2 separate regions of the Homo sapiens genome follow, and region 2 is linked to region 1. The links are chromatin loops, found by intact Hi-C in ENCODE. Cell type or tissue: spleen. All regions are shown on one strand. Links, peaks and the distances in the headings refer to the core of each region. The heading gives the core; the rest is flanking DNA. Region 1 has its middle 150 kb from the start of MIR3194. Region 2 has its middle 29 kb from the start of MOCS3.

What was found. A loop is a pair of places that touch in the nucleus more often than their neighbours do. Peaks named below come from ENCODE experiments on the same cell type or tissue, not always from the same donor. Only the 100,000 strongest peaks of a DNase experiment are listed, where the experiment ranks them.
Region 2: it touches region 1 in a loop (8-fold over the local background); 104 of 110 quality-filtered maps call a loop at or near these places.

What each region holds. Positions count from the first base shown.
Region 1 is chr20:51,302,573-51,310,900 of GRCh38, reverse strand. No RefSeq gene overlaps it. Among named protein-coding and RNA genes, the nearest start is that of MIR3194, 150 kb to the left of the region's middle. RefSeq lists an enhancer at 3,701-4,661. In spleen, for the core only: CTCF peaks have their summits at 3,709 and 3,912 (motif pointing right); a DNase peak (open chromatin) is centred at 3,930; H3K4me3 peaks cover 470 bases; H3K27me3 peaks cover 1,827 bases.
Region 2 is chr20:50,983,880-50,992,207 of GRCh38, reverse strand. No RefSeq gene overlaps it. Among named protein-coding and RNA genes, the nearest start is that of MOCS3, 29 kb to the right of the region's middle. RefSeq lists an enhancer at 1,603-2,565. In spleen, for the core only: a CTCF peak has its summit at 4,340 (motif pointing left); a DNase peak (open chromatin) is centred at 4,261; H3K27ac peaks cover 293 bases; H3K27me3 peaks cover 3,574 bases.

The DNA.
Region 1 (8,328 bases), core at 12-8,011:
CCAGAGGTTTCATAATCCTAAATACAATGCTTGTTATTCCCATATTTGCCTTTACATTTATAGAACATATGCACATATATCCCTGTGCAACAGACACTTTTGCTTTCATGCTTAAAACTTTATATAAGTAAGATACTATGCTTTTCTCATTCTAAAATGATGTTCTGAGGTTTGTCCATTGTCGTGGGTTGCGACTCTCTGGGGTTGGTGTCATATAGGTGGTGAAAAGAATGTACCAAGATAGCTGTAGGTAAAGAAAGGCAGATTTACTCGAGAAAGCGCTGCAAGGAAGCAATGGGCAGGTCAGCAAGAGGGGAGCTGACTGCAAAGGGACAAAGCTTGCTGGAGATTTTATACGCTGGTTCTTGGGCTGGAGAGGGCTACGTGCTGTACTGATAACACCAAGGTTGCAGGGAGCTAACTTGCATTTTTCTATCAGCCAAGAGTCTGGTAATAGCTGGGCACAGGAAGACTGTGAGTTATATTGTGCAAGAGGTCCATGGTCCTGCATTGTGTCCTGGAAAGGCAGACTTACAGCTTATCTGCTTTCTCTTTTTGCTTTCCCTTTGTCCCACCAGCCTGACTCCTCCTCCCTAATGAGAACTCCACATCCATGTACATCAATGAAGCTGTAGTTGTTTTTGCTGCAAATATGTCACAAGGCATTTCTCCACTCTCCCATTGATGGACACTTTAATGGTTCCTAATATTTCTCTGTTACACACAGATGCTGTTATGAGTCTCCTTGAGTATGGCTCCAGCATGCTGGAATGGGAGATTGTCTGGAGTAAAGATACGTAGGGGTGGAACTGGTGTATCATATGATGTGGGTATGTACAGTTTTGCTCTCCACAGGGGTTGTATCAGACTCATAGGAATTTTAAACTGGGGACAGTATCAATGACTACTGTACAAAAGCCACAAACCATAAGCCCATGGAGCTAAAAAAGCTTGAATAATATTTGAATCACCAATGCTAACATTTACAAATAGGAAGAATTCATACAAAATCCATATTTGTAGCTTTTTGTGAAACGCTGGGCAATTCTGGGCCCAGGCAGCTGCAGAGGTGCTTCTTGAGGCAGAAAGAGAGGGGGAGAAACACCCCAGCCTCTCTCCTGCCCTCCGAATTCTGCCTCCCATGGCCAAACCCAGCTGGCTCAGAGGCCTGCAGGGGTCAGCCCTCCTGGGGTTGACCTCATCCCTTTTCTGTGCCACTTAAACATGGCACAGTGTTCTCACCGACTTGATCTCAAGCTTCTTGAGGGCAGGCAGAAGTTCCTGGGCATCAATCTGTCTCCAGAGCCAGGCTGATAGCCTGGTCCTAGCAGGAGCTAGATCGGCTTTATGTTACTGGAAGAAATGCAGACAGTGACCCTTAACCAGTCTCTCTAACTAGTCTCTCACAGATTCCAGGCAGTTCATTAAAATGTTGAATTATAAATGGACAGAGAGTCAATATTTTAAGTCTATGGACCATATGGTCTCTGTCACAACTATTCAGCTCTGGAGTTGTATAGCGTCAGGGGCCATATACAATGAGTGAGTGAATGGGTGTGGCTGTGTTGCAATAAAACTTTATTTGCAAAAACAGGCAGTGGGCCATATTTGGCGGTGGGTTGCAATTTGTGGCCCCCTGCTATGGACCATGATGTAATTGGTACAACCTGGGTTTACATTTGCACAGCTGTTAGCAGTAACCCTGGGAGTCAGGCCACCAAAAGAGTGCTGAACTGCTCTTTGCTAGAAGTAAAGAGGAATTTTGAAGAGGGAACACTGCAAAGAGAGGATGGGAGAGGAGAGGGGATGAGGAGGGGAGGAAAGAAAGATGAGCTGGACAATAGGACAAGGGGCTGGAGCCAGATGGTGAACATAGCCGGGAGGCTTTTGAAGATGAGGGAGATGCAGCTTTCAATTGTAAGATGTCTTTGGTTACTGATCCAAACCTTCAGTAAAGTCTGCTCTGTCCCCACATGCCTTTGTGAGTGGTTTGTGTGTGTGTATGAGAGTTAACAGAACGTTCTGTCTTCCCAAGCACCAGGCAGCTCCCCAGCACTCAGCCCCGCTCAGTGCAGGCAGAATGAACCTCACTGATTGCTACAGCTACCTAGAAAGGTAGCGAAGAATCTGAAGGTCAGAGAGGTTAACCCAAAGTCACACAGCCAAAGAGAGAAACAGAAACCAAATCCAAAGCCCTGATTATTTCCTTGATTGCCCAAACAGCTGGAAACTTGAAATCAGTTTTTCTGTTTCCTGGAATGAGCTTTGGTGTATCCCTTTGAATGTGGGTTGGATTCCTGGGGATTTAGCCTCAAACCAAACTCTGAGGCCAGAGTAAGGTGAATTAAACCTGGGGAGGTGCAAGGGAGGTTATCTTATGCTCCTTCTTCCCTCCCCTGGACCTGGCCCCTGCCTTGGGTACTTCCCCACTACCCTGAGGCACCTGCTTCTGGTGGGGGTTGGGGCGGGGTGGCGAGGGAAGGGGTGACCTGGGCTCTGTCTGCTTCTCTGGGAATTAGAAAGGGGGTGGGGTGTTTTGTCATCTCTGAAGCCAACACCTGGGTTGACATCATCCAGCTACCTGGCACCTTTTATGGCAGAAGGATAATTTGGCCCGGGCCATTTATTCACAGAATCCTCCAGTTTAGACTTTTGACATTATCTATAAACAAACTTAGATGTATCATCATTGAATCTTATGCAAAAAGCATTACTTTGTTAAACATAAACACTTATATTTTACCACAATTCTGACATCCCTTTTTGCCTTAAACTTTTTTAAAAATATGGGATGGCTTTGGCTTTCCTCAGCCTCTGAGAGACTCTCATTAGGTGTCAAACCCAAGAGCTAAACAAAAGCTGATTTATGCAAAATGTAAGCTCGTCACAAGTCAATTAGGGCTCAGACAGGCTTTTGTGACAAGCACTTTCTAATCAATTCCATCCGGCTCTCTCTGAGAGTCTATGAGAGAATAAACACAATAATGACATTAAAATGGGCAGTGGGGCTCTTCACCTTCTTGGGGTTCCCATACCTTTGCCCTCTGACAGCTGCTCTAGGCCTTTACCCAAGGAAATGTACAGACATGAATGCAGCATTTTGTTTCCAATTTCAGGGATGTCTAAACTACATCCACGGACTCCTTAAGTCCCCACATGAAGAAATTTTGGGGCTGGGCATGGTGGCTCACACCTGTAATCCCAGCACTTTGGGAGGCCAAGGCAGGCAGATCACGAGGTCAAGAGATCGAGACCAGCCTGGCCAACATGGTGAAACCCCGTCTCTACTAAAAATGCAAAAATTAGCTGGGCGTGGTGGCGAGTGCTGGTAGTCCCAGCTACTCAGGAGACCGAGGCAGGAGAATTGCTTGGGCCCGGGAGGCGGAGGTTGCAGTGAGCCGAGATCGTGTCACTGCAGTGCAGCCTGGGCAACAGAGCAAGACTCTGTCTCAAAAAAAAAAAAAAAAAAAAAGAAAGAAAGAAAGAAAAAAGAAATTTTGGTGGAGCCTTTTTAAATACACAAATTAAAAACAGTAAAGAAATATAATTCCTGATCGATGCAATTGTCCCCCAGGCGTAGTCTTTAAGCACACATTCTACAGCTCCCAAATTCAGGAGCTGGAAGCACAGCCTTGCTATGAGGTGGACTTAGCTTCAATCTCTGCCCGGATGATATTGGGCAAATGGCCCAATCATTAAAACGGACACATGAATGGGACCAACCTGGCCGAGTTAAGAGGATTGAATTAATATTTGCGAAGTGCACAGAAGGGCGCCTGGTATACCAGAGGTGCCCAATCAAGGTTAGCTCTCACCAGCATCGCTGGTTCTCTTCCCCTTCGAGGCCTGCGCAGGGCTGGGGAGGAGGGATCACCCCTGCCTGCTTGAGACCGGCTGCCACATCGCTGGGAGGACGCCGGGCTGCCCTAGAGTGGCCACAAGAGGGAGCAGTTGCCTTTCCTAACGCCGAGGCCCACCTGCGCCCAGCCTTCCACTCAGGCAGGGGCAGACGACGTGGGCTCCCTAGACCTTGGAGCCTAACCCAGAACCTTCTCTCCCCACCACAGCTGGAGGTGGGGTGGGGTAGGGTGAGACGGGCCCTGCTCGCAGCTGTTCTCTGTGCACTTGGGACAGGGCTCTAATTTATGCCTGAGCACCGTGGCCTGAGGTTTCTTCTCTGCCAGCCTCAAGGGCTGGTCCTCACTTTGTCTTGCCCTTAGCGCCCCAATTCCTTGCAGCAGGTCCACATGCCCCGCTGTGAGATATGTTAGGACTGGCAAGGCCATGTCCCTTGCTGGGTGCTTGATCCCTTGGCCTCCCCACAGCTGGGTGTCCGCACGGCCAGTGGCGTGGATGCGGGAGCTCTCTGGGGTTTCCGGAAAAGGCTGTAATTTCTTGTCTGTTCTGTGGGTGCAGCACATGTGCCTCCAGCCCCATGCTCCTGCTTCAAATGCAGCAGCTGTGGTGGCCATCCTGAGACTGGAAGGTGACAAATATAAACCGAAAACAAAATTCTAAGCCCCCAGCTAACTGAATGGTCCCCTCCTCTTGGCCAAGGGTATCCTAAAGTTAACCTGAAACACGAGTTCAGGCCATGATGGGAATGCGGGTCAAACAGGCCTCATTATACCTCCGCCCTTTGGAATTCAGGCACGGCTGACCAGCATGAACATTAAAACAGAGACCTTAACACTGACAAAGCCGACTCTACCAATAAGATGCCAACGTGACAGATAGCAGGCTCTGAACGAAATTGAAGTATTTTACCCCAAAATATGTTTCTTTGACATATTTTGAAATGGCCTTGCAAAGCTGTCACTTGTGGGTAAAAATCTACATTCTGTAGAGAATCCTCTTCCCTTTCCAGGCCTTTTTTCCTGATCCAGGAGAGAATTAACTAAGTCTGGCACCTTTCTAAGCCTGATAAGACACATTTACAATCTATTCTCTCTACCTGGAGGCTTCATCTGCATAATAATAAGAACCTTGGTCTCCACAACTCCTTAACCCAGACACTCCCTTGTATTGATTCCAGGTCTTTAGATAAACTCTTTCAACCAGTCACCAATCAGGAATTCAGGAACTCTTTGAATTCACCTATGACCTGGAAGCTCCCCTCCCTGCTGTTCCTGCCCCCAACCCCCACCTTTGTGTTATCTCTGCCTTTCCAGAGGGGACATTTTCCTCTAGCACATGTAAGATGTATAATATATGTCAACCTCGGGACCCCAAAATAACTAAGACAAAGGGAAAAGTCAAGCTGGGAACTGCTTAGGGCACACCTGCCTCCCGTTCTATTCTATGGCTACTAGGGTAAAAAAGCTACATACCTCCCTCACAATTTGTCCACGAGGAAATTCCTTGCAGACAAAGGACAGACAGAACTCAAAGTCATCTCTCTGTGCTCACTGAGATAAATGCATATCTGATGGCTTTCTTTGGAAAGGCTAATCAGAAACTCAAAAGAATGCAACTGTTTGTCTCTTATCTACTTATGACCTGGAAGCCCCTCTCTGCTTTGAGTTGTCCCACGTTTCCAGACTGAATCAACGTACATCTTACACACACTGATCGATGTCTCATGTCTCCCTAAAATGTATAAAACTAAATTGCCCCGAGCACCTTGGCCACACGTCAGGACCCCCTGAGGCTATGTCACAGGCACATCCTCAGTCTTGGCAAAATTAACTTTCTAAGTTGATTGAGACCTGTCTCATATATTTGGAGTTCAGACATGTATTGACTGATGTCTTATGTCTCCCTAAAATGTATAAAATGAAGCTGTAACCCGGCACATATTCTCAGGATCTCCTGGTGCTGTGTGACAGGCTATGGTCACTCATATTTGGCTCAGAATAAACCTCCTCAAATATTTTACAGAGTTCGACTCTTTTTGTCAACACAAGCCAAAGGCACAGAAAGACAAGCTGGGGAGCAGAAAGACAGCCTGACCCACCCAGGCCTCCTGTCCCTCCTGGGGATACCCTAACATGCACGGGCTGCTTTGCCCCTCCAAAGGCTGTCTGTGGCTCTCAGGAGAAAATCCAGATGGTGGCCTCAAGGCCTGCCCCTGCCTGGTCTCCCAAATCTCCTGCTTGCTAACTTCCTCCTGCTGCCGCAGCCTTCTCTTCTGCTGCTGCACCATGCAAAGTCCTGCCTCAGAGCACTTGTACTTGCTATTCCCTGCTATTCCCTCTGTCTGGAAAGTCTTCACCCAAATTTTCAAACAGGGTGGCTCCATCATTCACACAGCTCAGCTGTTACCTCCCCAGAGGCGCTTCCCTTGACCTCCTCCTGTTTCATGCCTCCTCTGTTGTGCATTACTGTGTTTCGAACTCTTCACAGCACCTTGTGCTATCTGTGACAGTGGCAGGAGGCAGACAGGGGTGGGTCCCTGGTGAAACACCACCTTCAAGCCAAAACAGCCTGAAGGCTGAAAGACCGGACTGCTGGTTCCAGATGAAACCCATGACTCAGGACAGAAGAGTGAGAATTTCTGTTCCTGTTTGCCCATCCTTTCCTGATTCTTTCTGAATGCTTTTTAACCAATCAAACGTGGCCTTTTTCAATAGTATCTATGGCCCGCCCCTCCCCCATCCTGTGCCTATAAAAACCCCAGACTCAACCACACTGAGAGAGATGACCTGACTTAGGGTGAGAGACTACTTGCCCATCCCCTCTCCACTGAGAGTTGTTTTATCACTCAATAAAATTCTCTGCCCTCATCACCTTTCAATTGTCAGCATGACCTCATTCTTCTTGGATGTGGGACAAGAACTTGGGACCCACCAAATGTGGGTACTCAGAGGGCTGTAACACTGTGGCTCTCAGCCCTCTGCTGGCAGAGGGCAGCCACCCCATGTGACAGGAAGCAGTAATGGGACCAGAGCTTCCCCCGGAGCTGTGGGCTGGAGCGGGGCAAGGGGCTGACCAAGCTGTTAACACACCGCTGTCCGTTGGACTGTGGACGGGAGTACTGAACGAGTTAATTAGCACATTTAAAACCCCTTCTGGGGCTTTGGGGTTGTGGGCACCCCTGGCTGGGTGCCACCACATTCCCCCTTGGGGTGACATGCCTGGTCCAGCCACAAGCCCAGCAGGGAGCCTACCCCTGTGCCAGCTTTTGGAACAGCTGGCTGGACCCCACACTTGCTTGCTCACACACCCCTTCCCACCAGGGGCTAAGCATGCAGTTGTGGTGGCCATGGGATCCACGGAGTGCAAGCCAGACACAGCCTGGTGGGCCAAGTAGATGGAGCACCTCCTGCTGCAAGCCAAGCAAAGGGGCCCGAGAAAAACCCTGTCATCTGCAATTACCTTGTTTATTCCCAGTAAATTTTCAGAGGGCACAGTGTGTGGCCCAGAGTACATAGGTAAGTATGTTTACTAAATGAATGAACATATTTTCTTCTTTGCATAAGGTAACATATTTTCCTCTTTTGAGTAGGTTCTTTGCAACCATGAAACTCCTGAGCAAGGTAATGGGACAGAGAAATTAACTAAAGCCAAGCCCCACAATGAACCGATTCTGCTATGGCTGCTGCAGGGTGAGCTCTCGTCTCTCCTTCCCAGCTGTTCCCCTCTTGGCAACAGCACACCGTCCCCCCTTGCCCCAGAAGTCACCCATTCACCTTACGTTTGGACATCATTCCTGGCATTAAGACTTCTCTCCTGGGGAGGGGTCTTCTACCGAGGTAAGCGGTTGGCATCAGCATCCCTCACCTATCGACAAAATGGATGCGGGTGATGGCCACCCACTGTGTGCTCTCAGATGAACCTGAATCGCCCCCCAGATGGCTTCTGGGAGAGGGTATTAACTGCAAACGTTTGCAGAGCCATGTGCTGAAATGTGGCAAAGTGTGTGCTTTTAAAGGAGAAGGCTCGCAGAGGAAATGTGGATCGTTGCCCCATCCTGCAGTTTTGTGAATTTGGAACGTGTTCACTAGGGTCTCTGGAAGTTCACGGTAGCCAGCATGTCCACAAATAAGGCCAAGCAGCCAGTTACAATGTCCCCACCCTGCACTGTGGCTGAGAGGCCAAGCCCTGCAGCCGCACAGACCTGGGTGTGAGAACAGCTACGCTGACCGTGTATGAGCTGCATGACACTGGGCCGCTCAAACGCTCTGTGTTTCACTTTCCTCATCTGTAAGTGCACATTACAACTGGAACGACCTGATGCACTCCTACAGAAGAAATTAAAATTACGTATGGAATGCAGGCACATCTTGAATGCAATAAATGTTCACTTTTATTGAGGTCAGGAGGAGCATTGACCACCAGAGGAGGAACCCAAGTGGCTGTGTGGAAATGCTCCCAGCTGTCACACCC
Region 2 (8,328 bases), core at 38-8,037, 320 kb after region 1:
ATACATTCAGCAGCTGATTTTCACTGCAAGCCTGAGTCCTGGACAGTTCAGTGGAGGGAAAGCTGGCTTGTATTTGCCTTAGGAAATACAGATGTGCTTTTGGGGTGGTCACAACTTCTCTCTCCTAGTTATGGCCGGAAGTAGCTGGTTTGCAATGAGCCTGAGGGTGCTGTCAACTCTTGCTACTCAAATTGTGACCATGGACCAGCGACACCTATGCTACCTGGAAGCTTATTAAAAATGCAGATTCGGCTGAACACAGTGGCTCACGCCTGTAATCTCAGCACTTTGGGAGACCAAGGTAGGAGGATGACTTGAGGCCAGGAGTTCGAGACCAGCCTGGGCAACAGAGTGAAACCCCGTCTCTAAAATAATAATAATTAATTAATTAATTTAGTTTAAAGACAGAAATGTGGCCGGGCATGGTGGCTCACACCTGTAATCCCAGCACTTTGGGAGGCCGAGGGGGGCGGATCACAAGGTCAGGAGATCTAGACCACCCTGGTTAACACGGTGAAACCCCGTCTCTACTAAAAAAAATAAAAATACAAAAAATTAGCCCGGCGTGGCAGCGTGCGCCTGTAGTCCCAGCTACTCCGGAGGCTGAGGCAGGAGGATGCCATGAACCCGAGAGGCGGAGCTTGCAGTGAGCTGAGATCGCGCTGCTGCACTCCAGCCTAGGCGACAGAGTGAGACTCTGTCTCAAAAAAAAAAAAAAAAAACACAGAAATGCAGACTCTTAGTCCCCACCCCAGACCTGAGGGATGAGAGTCTGCATTTCCATAAGAATCCAGGTGATTGGTGCACACAGCGACATTTGAAAAGCTAGTATAAATCCACACTGGTGGGACCAGGAGCTGGCTGAGAGTAAGGTAAGGGAAGCTGAGTTTTTACTAGGATGACCAACCATTCTGGTTTTCCCAGGACATTCTTAGTTTTAGCACTCAACATCCTGTGCAAACCAGGATGATTGGTCATCCCTGCTACTGACCCAACCACCTCTGCCAGCTTCTGGGGCCCTGGTGCCTAAAATTCCCAGTGAGAAGACCCTGGCTCCCCGACTGACTAAGGCCTAACAGTCGGCTGGGTGTGGTGGCTCACACCTGTAATCCCAACACTTTGGGAGGCTGAGGTGGGAGGATTGCTTTGTTAGGAAAGTAAGAGCATAACAGGGCCAGAGTAACACCATTTTAAGTTCCGCTCCATTTGAGACTAGCAAAGCACATTCCTTGCTGGTCACCACCCATAGTCATGGGATGTTTATAGTAGAGGGAACAACTAAAGCTGCCTGCAAGGACATGCCCCTATAACAACAGAGAATCCAAATGTCCCAATACCCATAACAATATATGTTTTCTAAATAATAATAGTTATGCTTTGATGTACCCACCCAAAAATGTCAAGGATAGTTTCCTTTAACTCAATAGAATAATAAATTTTGTCATGCTGTCTGCTCACCCGCATGCAGGCATAGCTTAGTTTAGTCTTTGCATAAACAAGACCTCTATATAAGCAAAGCTTAGGCTGGGCATGGTGGCTCATGCCTGTAATCCTAGCACTCTGGGAGGCTGAGGCAGGACGATCACCTGAGGTCAGGAGTTCGAGACCAACATGGTGAAACCCCGTCTCTACTAAAAATACAAAAATTAGCCAGACGTGGTGGCATGCACCTGTAATCCCAGCACTTTGGGAGGCCTAGGCGGGTGGATCACGAGGTCAGGAGATCGAGACCATCCTGGCTAACACGGTGAAACCCTGTCTCTACTAAAAATACAAAAATTAGCCGGGCGTGGTGGCACACACCTCTAATCTCAGCTACTTGGGAGGCTGAGGCAGGAGAATGGCGTGAACCTCGGAGGTGGAACTTGCAGTGAGCTGAGATCGCGCCACTGCACTCCAGCCTGGGTGATAGAGTGAGACTCCGTCACAAAAAAAAAAAAAAAAAAAAGAGAGAGAGAGAGCAAAAAAGAAAGAAAGAAGAAAGAAAGAAAGAAAGAAAAAGAAAGAAAGAAAGAAAAAGAAAGAAAGAAAGAAGAAAGAAAGGAAGAAAGAAAAAAGGAAGGAAGGAAGGAGAGAGAAAGAAAGAAAGAAAGAAAGAAAGAAAGAAAGAAAGAAAGAAAGAAAGAAAGAAAGAAAGAAAGAAAGAAAAGCAAAGATGATGCATTCCTCTGCTTGCTTTCTGAGGACACCCTACTCTGTAACAGAGTAGCTTTCAGTAAACTCTTCCTCTCACTGCACTCTCCGACTCCCCTTGAATTCCTTCCTGTGCAAGATCCAAGAACTCTTCATTGGGGTCTGGATCAAGACTTCTTTGTCCAGTAACAGCTTGAGCCCAGGAGTTTGAGACCATCCTGGGCAACATAATGAAAACTCCTCTCTACAAATAATAAAAACAATTAGTCGGGCGTGGTGACATCTGTGGTCCCAGCTACTCAAGAGGCTGAAGTAGGAGGATGGCTTGATCTCAGGAGGTCGAGGTTGCAGTGAGCCATGGTCACACCCCTGCACTGCAGGCTGACCCTGTCTCAAAAAAATAAAAATAAAAAACATAAAGTCTAAGAGGTGTAGGGAGGCCTTGAGTTCTCTGTGGCTTGGTCCCAGCTCCCCTCCCCAGCCTCCTCCTTCTCTGCCTCTCCCTTCTCTCTTGGAAGCTCCGGGCACACAGTGGGTTTGCAATCAGCACATGAGCATGCTGAGGCAGGGAGGCCCGATCCGGAGAAGCTGCTGCTGATGGTATCGTGGTTCATGTCTAAACCTTCCAGGGTCTCTTGCTGACAGACTTGTGCACATCCTGAGGTTCCTCTGGAATGCTCTTCCCTGCCTCCTCCTGACTCCCTACTGTGCTGGCAACCCCACTCTGCACAACCGCCACTCTCCTGATGCCCACCTTGTGCCCTGCTCAGTACACACTTGCAAAGACCCACAGCCAATCCAGTGAGTGAATAGCATGCAATCAGAGGACTCATCAAACTCAGCTACCCTAAGACTTTCTTAAGCTCCCCAGTGGTTCTCAGCCCTGCTCAGGCTAGAATTTTCTGAGGGCTTTTAAAATTTATGAATGCCTGGGCCCTGATACCAGAGATTCTGGTCAAGAACCACAGAGCAGAACCCTCTGAATCCGCCAGGCGTTTCTCACCCACCCCACATTGACCCCAAAGGTCTCAGGGAACTGGGGCGGTGCAGGGGGAGGGGGATGGTTCGGAAACTCAAATGTAAAGCCACTGGGCCCACACTGGCAACCCGCATGTGTGAATCGAAGGCTATCAGGAAATAGAGGCTGCCGGGGCTGGAGCCCAAAGGCTGTCAACATGGCAGCCTAAGCAATGTATGTTCAAAGGACAGCAATGCAGGTGGCTAAGAAAGAGCTGCATCACCTTTCGGAGCCTCAGTTTCCTCCTCTGTAAAATGGGCATGCAAATGATAATGCCCACCTCAGCCGGGTGCGGCGGCTCACACCTGTAATCCCAGCACTTTGGGAGGCCGAGGCGGGCGGATCACTTAAGGTTGGGAGTTCGAAACCAGCCTGACCAACGGGGATAAACCCCATCTCTACTAAAAATACAAAATTAGCCAGGCGTGGTGGTGCATGCCTGTAATCCCAGTTACTCAGGAGGTTGAGGCAGGAGAATCACTTGAACCCGGGAGTCAGAAGTTGCGGTGAGCCAAGATCACGCCATTGCACTCCAGCCTGGACAACAAGACCGAAACTCCATCTCAAAAAAAAAAAAAAAAAAAAAAAAAGTGAACCCCTCGCAGCACCAGGCCTGTATTCCCACTGGCTCAGCTGATGGGCACGGGCTGTCCCTTGACTCACTGTCCCAGCAGCTAGGGGCAGTCCCCGTCACTGCCTGCTCTCCAGCCAGTGTGTCTTTTGTAGCTGCTTAGGGCTGTGATCCTTCTTACAGTAGAAAAACCTTCCTCTATTCTTATGGTTCTAACCCAAAGTGAGAAAATGAAAGTCATTGGAGAGAGCATGTGTTTCTTTACCCCACACCTTCTTAATTCATTTACATTCCCTGTGTGACCCCTGGTTTATATGACAGAAGGAAAGAGGAGTTTCCTTGTAAATGCAAAAAAAAAAAAAAAAAAAAAGCCTTAGAGTTCCTTGGGCCACAACACATGCTATATGCATGTTCATTCACTTCCCTGCTTTAGAGCTCATGTATGCCCAGACTGGTTAATGTGCCAGAAACAGGCATTCCTATACTCCTAACTAGACTCGGGAAGCGGCTGGCTCAACCTAGATTGCAATGGCCTGGATGGCTTGGCAGAAGTAGTGTCTGTTCCTTGTCCTTCACCTCCACCTACTGGTCCTTTCAAGAACTACAACCTTGGGTCAAAACCAAGCTCTCCCCTCTGACGCTGCTTGTAAATACCCACGTTTGTACATTTCTACAAAGGAAAAAGGAAATGTTCTTTTGGACCGTCCGTATCGGCAGGAGAAAATCATTCAGGCCGCCTCTAACAGCTGGTCTATGCCATCCTTAGGCACTTGGTGGGATCTCTTCACAATAGTTTTATGGTTTCAACTTCGAATCAGAAGTCAATCCCAGCCGGACACGGTAGCTCATGCCTGTAATCCCAGCCCTTTGGGAGGCCGAGGTGGGCAGACCACATGAGGTCAGGAGTTCGAGACCAGCCTGACCAACATAGTGACACCACATCTCTACTAAAAATACAAAAATTAGCCAGGCTTGAGGGCATATGCCTGTAATCCCAGCTACTTGGGAGGCTGAGGCAGGAGAATTGCTTGAACCCGGGAGGTGGAGATTTCAGTGAGGCGAGATCACGCCATTGCACTCCAGAGCGAGACTCTGTCTCAAAAAAAAAAAAAAAAAAAAAAAAAAAAAAAAAACAGAGGTCAATCCCAAAACCTGGATCATGCAAGCATGAGAAGAATACAGCCTTTTCTCAGGTCTTCACGTGCCTGCCTGTTTCTCATTCTTCCTCAACTCAAATGTCACCTCCGCAGTAGGTTTTACCCTGGCAACCTTTTTAAAGAAGCCATCACCAGCTACCTACCCAGTCCCTCCTTACCACATCACCAGGACTGACTTCATTTGTAGCTTAAATTATTGTTTATGTGTTTTCTACCTGTTCATCACCTATTGACCCCAATAGAAAGTAAGCATCCTTCTATTTTTGGTCTAATTACATCCTCACTACCACTCTTCAGGACTAATATTATCTTTCCAAATACCCACCCCCTTTTCATGTAAACAAAATGCTTTCTTATGGCAGAAAATTGAGAGTATACATGAAAACAGCAGGGTTTTTTTTTTTTTAAGTGAAAATAACCTGCAATTCCACCAACAAAAGAATAACATTTACTGATGGGAACACTTTTAAACTTATAAAACATCACTCATAAAACAAGAATGCAGTAAAAACCTACAGTGAAAGACAATTTTTCACCTATCAGAACGGGAGAATTCATAAAGCTTTATACTTCATTGTCACCAGGGAGTAGAGAAAGAGGTCCTCTCCTGCACAATTGACACAAACTTTTTGGGACAATTTGGCAAAATTGATCCAAACATAACATGCATATGATTTCTGCCCCAGTAATTACATTTCTAGAAAATTATCCTATAGAAACTAGTGGATATATGTACAAAAATGTTTGTTGCAGCAGTTTGTAGTAGAAAAAAGCCTAGAAACTGGTTGGGATTCTTTATCTCAGGGCCACAGACTCTCAGAGGATTCATGGATAGGATTGTATTTCCGCACAGTGGTTGGTTTCCCTTGCATTGTTACGTATTTTACTTTATGGATTTAAAAACATCTTCCTGCCAGTCACAGTGGCTCACAGCACTTTGGGAGGCTGAGGCGTGAGGATCACTTGAGCCCAGGAGTTTGAGACCAGCCTGGGCAACATAGCGAGATGCTCATCTCTACAAAAAAATTAAAAAATTAGCCAGGTGTGGTGGTGTACACCTGTGGTCCCAGCTACATGGGAGGCTGAAGTGGGAGGAACAATTGAGCCCAGGAGTTCAAGGCTGCGGTGAGCTATGATCTGGCCATTTCGCTCCAGACTGAGGAACAGAGTGAAACACTGTTTTTAAAAGAAAAAAGAGGCGGGCGCGGTGGCTCACGCCTGTAATCCCAGCACTTTGGGAGGCAGAAGCGGGTGGATCACGAGGTCAAGAGATCAAGACCATCCTGGCCAACATGGTGAAACCCCGTCTCTACTAAAAATACCAAAAAAATTAGCTGGGCATGGTGGCATGTGCCTTTAGTCCCAGTTACTTGGGAGGCTGAGGCAGGAGAATCGCTTGAACCCAGGAGGTGGAAGTTGCAGTGAGCCGAGATCGTGCCACTGCACTCCAGCCTGGCAACAAAAAATAAATAAATAAATAAATAGTTTTAATACAATAAAAAATAAAAATATTTTTGGCCAGGCGCAGTGGCTCACACCTGTAATCCTAGCACTTTGGGAGGCTGAGGCAGGCAGATCACCTGTGGTCAGGGGTTCAAGACCAGCCTGGCCAATATGGTGGAACCCCATCTCTACTAAAAATACAAAAGTTAGCCAGGCATGGTGGTGGGCACCTGTAGTCCCAGCTACTCAGGAGGCTGAGGCAAGAGAATTGTTGAACGCGGGAGGCGGAGGTTGCAGTGAGCCGAGATCGCGCTCCTGCACTCCAGCCTGGGCGACAGAGCAAGATTCCATCTCAAAAAAAAAAACAAACAAACAAAAACCTTTTCTGAGCAAAGGTCCATAGGTTTCACCAGACTGCCAAAAAGGAACTAGGGCACAAAAACAGACGAAGGGCCCATTTATTAAAAGGCACCGGTTAATCTGGTTACAGTGCATGCAGACAGTGGGAGGTTAACTGAGGTGTTAAAAATGAATTCAGTTTATCTACATGTTACTGATCTGGACAATCTCAAAAGTACATTGTTAGCTGGGTGCAGTGGCTCACGCCTGTAATCCCAACACTTTGGGAGGCTGAGGCGGGCAGATCACTTGAGGCCAGGAGTTCGAGACCAGCCTGGCCAACATGATGAAACCTTGTCTCTACTAAAAATCCAAAAAAAAAAATGAGCTGAGCGTGGTGGCACATGCCTGTAATCCCAGCTACTTGGGAGGCTGAGGCACGAGAATCACTTGAACCGGGGAGGCGGAGGTTGCAGTGAGCAGAAACTGCACCACTGCACTCCCGCCTGGGTGACAGAGCGAGACCCTGTCTCAAAAAAAAAAAAAAAGGTACACTGTTAAGTGAAAAAAGCAAGGTGTAGAATGGTGTGTGGAACAGTGTGCAATGTATGCTCACATTCGTATTGAAGAGAGGGATATTTGCATATCTCTGCTTGTGTAGGCACACACCATCTTAGAAAGGAGACACAGGACTCTAGTAACCATGGCTGCTCTGGGGAAGCAAGCTGGTGGTCTAGGAGTTGGGATAGAAGGGATACTTAGTTTTTGTTTGTTTGTTTCTCACCTTATCTTATGGTACTGAGATACTTTTTACTTCTTATCTTTTTATATTGTTTGGATTTTTTTTTAACATGTACAAACATTTCTTTAAAGTTCAACTTGGTATATCTTAAAAAACTAAAAAATAGAAACAGAAAAAATAAAGTTCAACTTGGAAAGTTTAAATAAATCTGAAGTGTAATCCTTGAAGCCACAACATTTAGTAGACTCTCATTACATTTGTTGAAGAAAAAAGAAATACATGACGAATCAAGTGACTACATAATTGCTTTCTAAAAAAAGTTATACTAGGTCAAGTTCAGAGTCCTCCCTGCTCAGAATTCCCTCCCAGGTAGACAGAGCACTGCCAGTCTCTGCGCTGTCCTGTGGACACCCACTGTGGATTCCACAACACACGCCTTCTTCCTGTCGGCCTTGAACTTTTGTGTTGCACTGTCTAAATAGCTGGACCTCTAATAAGAAAAAATGTGATCCTGTCTACTTTTTTAAAAAGGTTAGCCTGATGTGCACACCTATAATCCCAGCTACTGGAGCCTGGCATAGGAAGATCACTTAAGCCCAGGAGTTTGAGGCTGCAGTGAGCTATGATCAGACCACTGCACTCCAGCCTGGGCAACAGGCTGTCTCTTTAAAAAAAACATGGCGGGGAGTATTTGCCGGGCACGGTGGCTCACACCTGTAATCCCAGCACTCTAAGAGGCCGAGAGTGGATCACCTGAGGTCAGGAGTTCAAGACCAGCCTGGCCAACATAGTGAAACCCCATCTCTACTAAAAATACAAAAATTAGCCAGGCGTCGGCCGCCACACTGTCTGGGAAGTGAGGAGCGCCTCTGCCGGGCTGTGCAACCCTCCAAGTGTGAACTGACAGCCGTGTGTGTGATCTTTC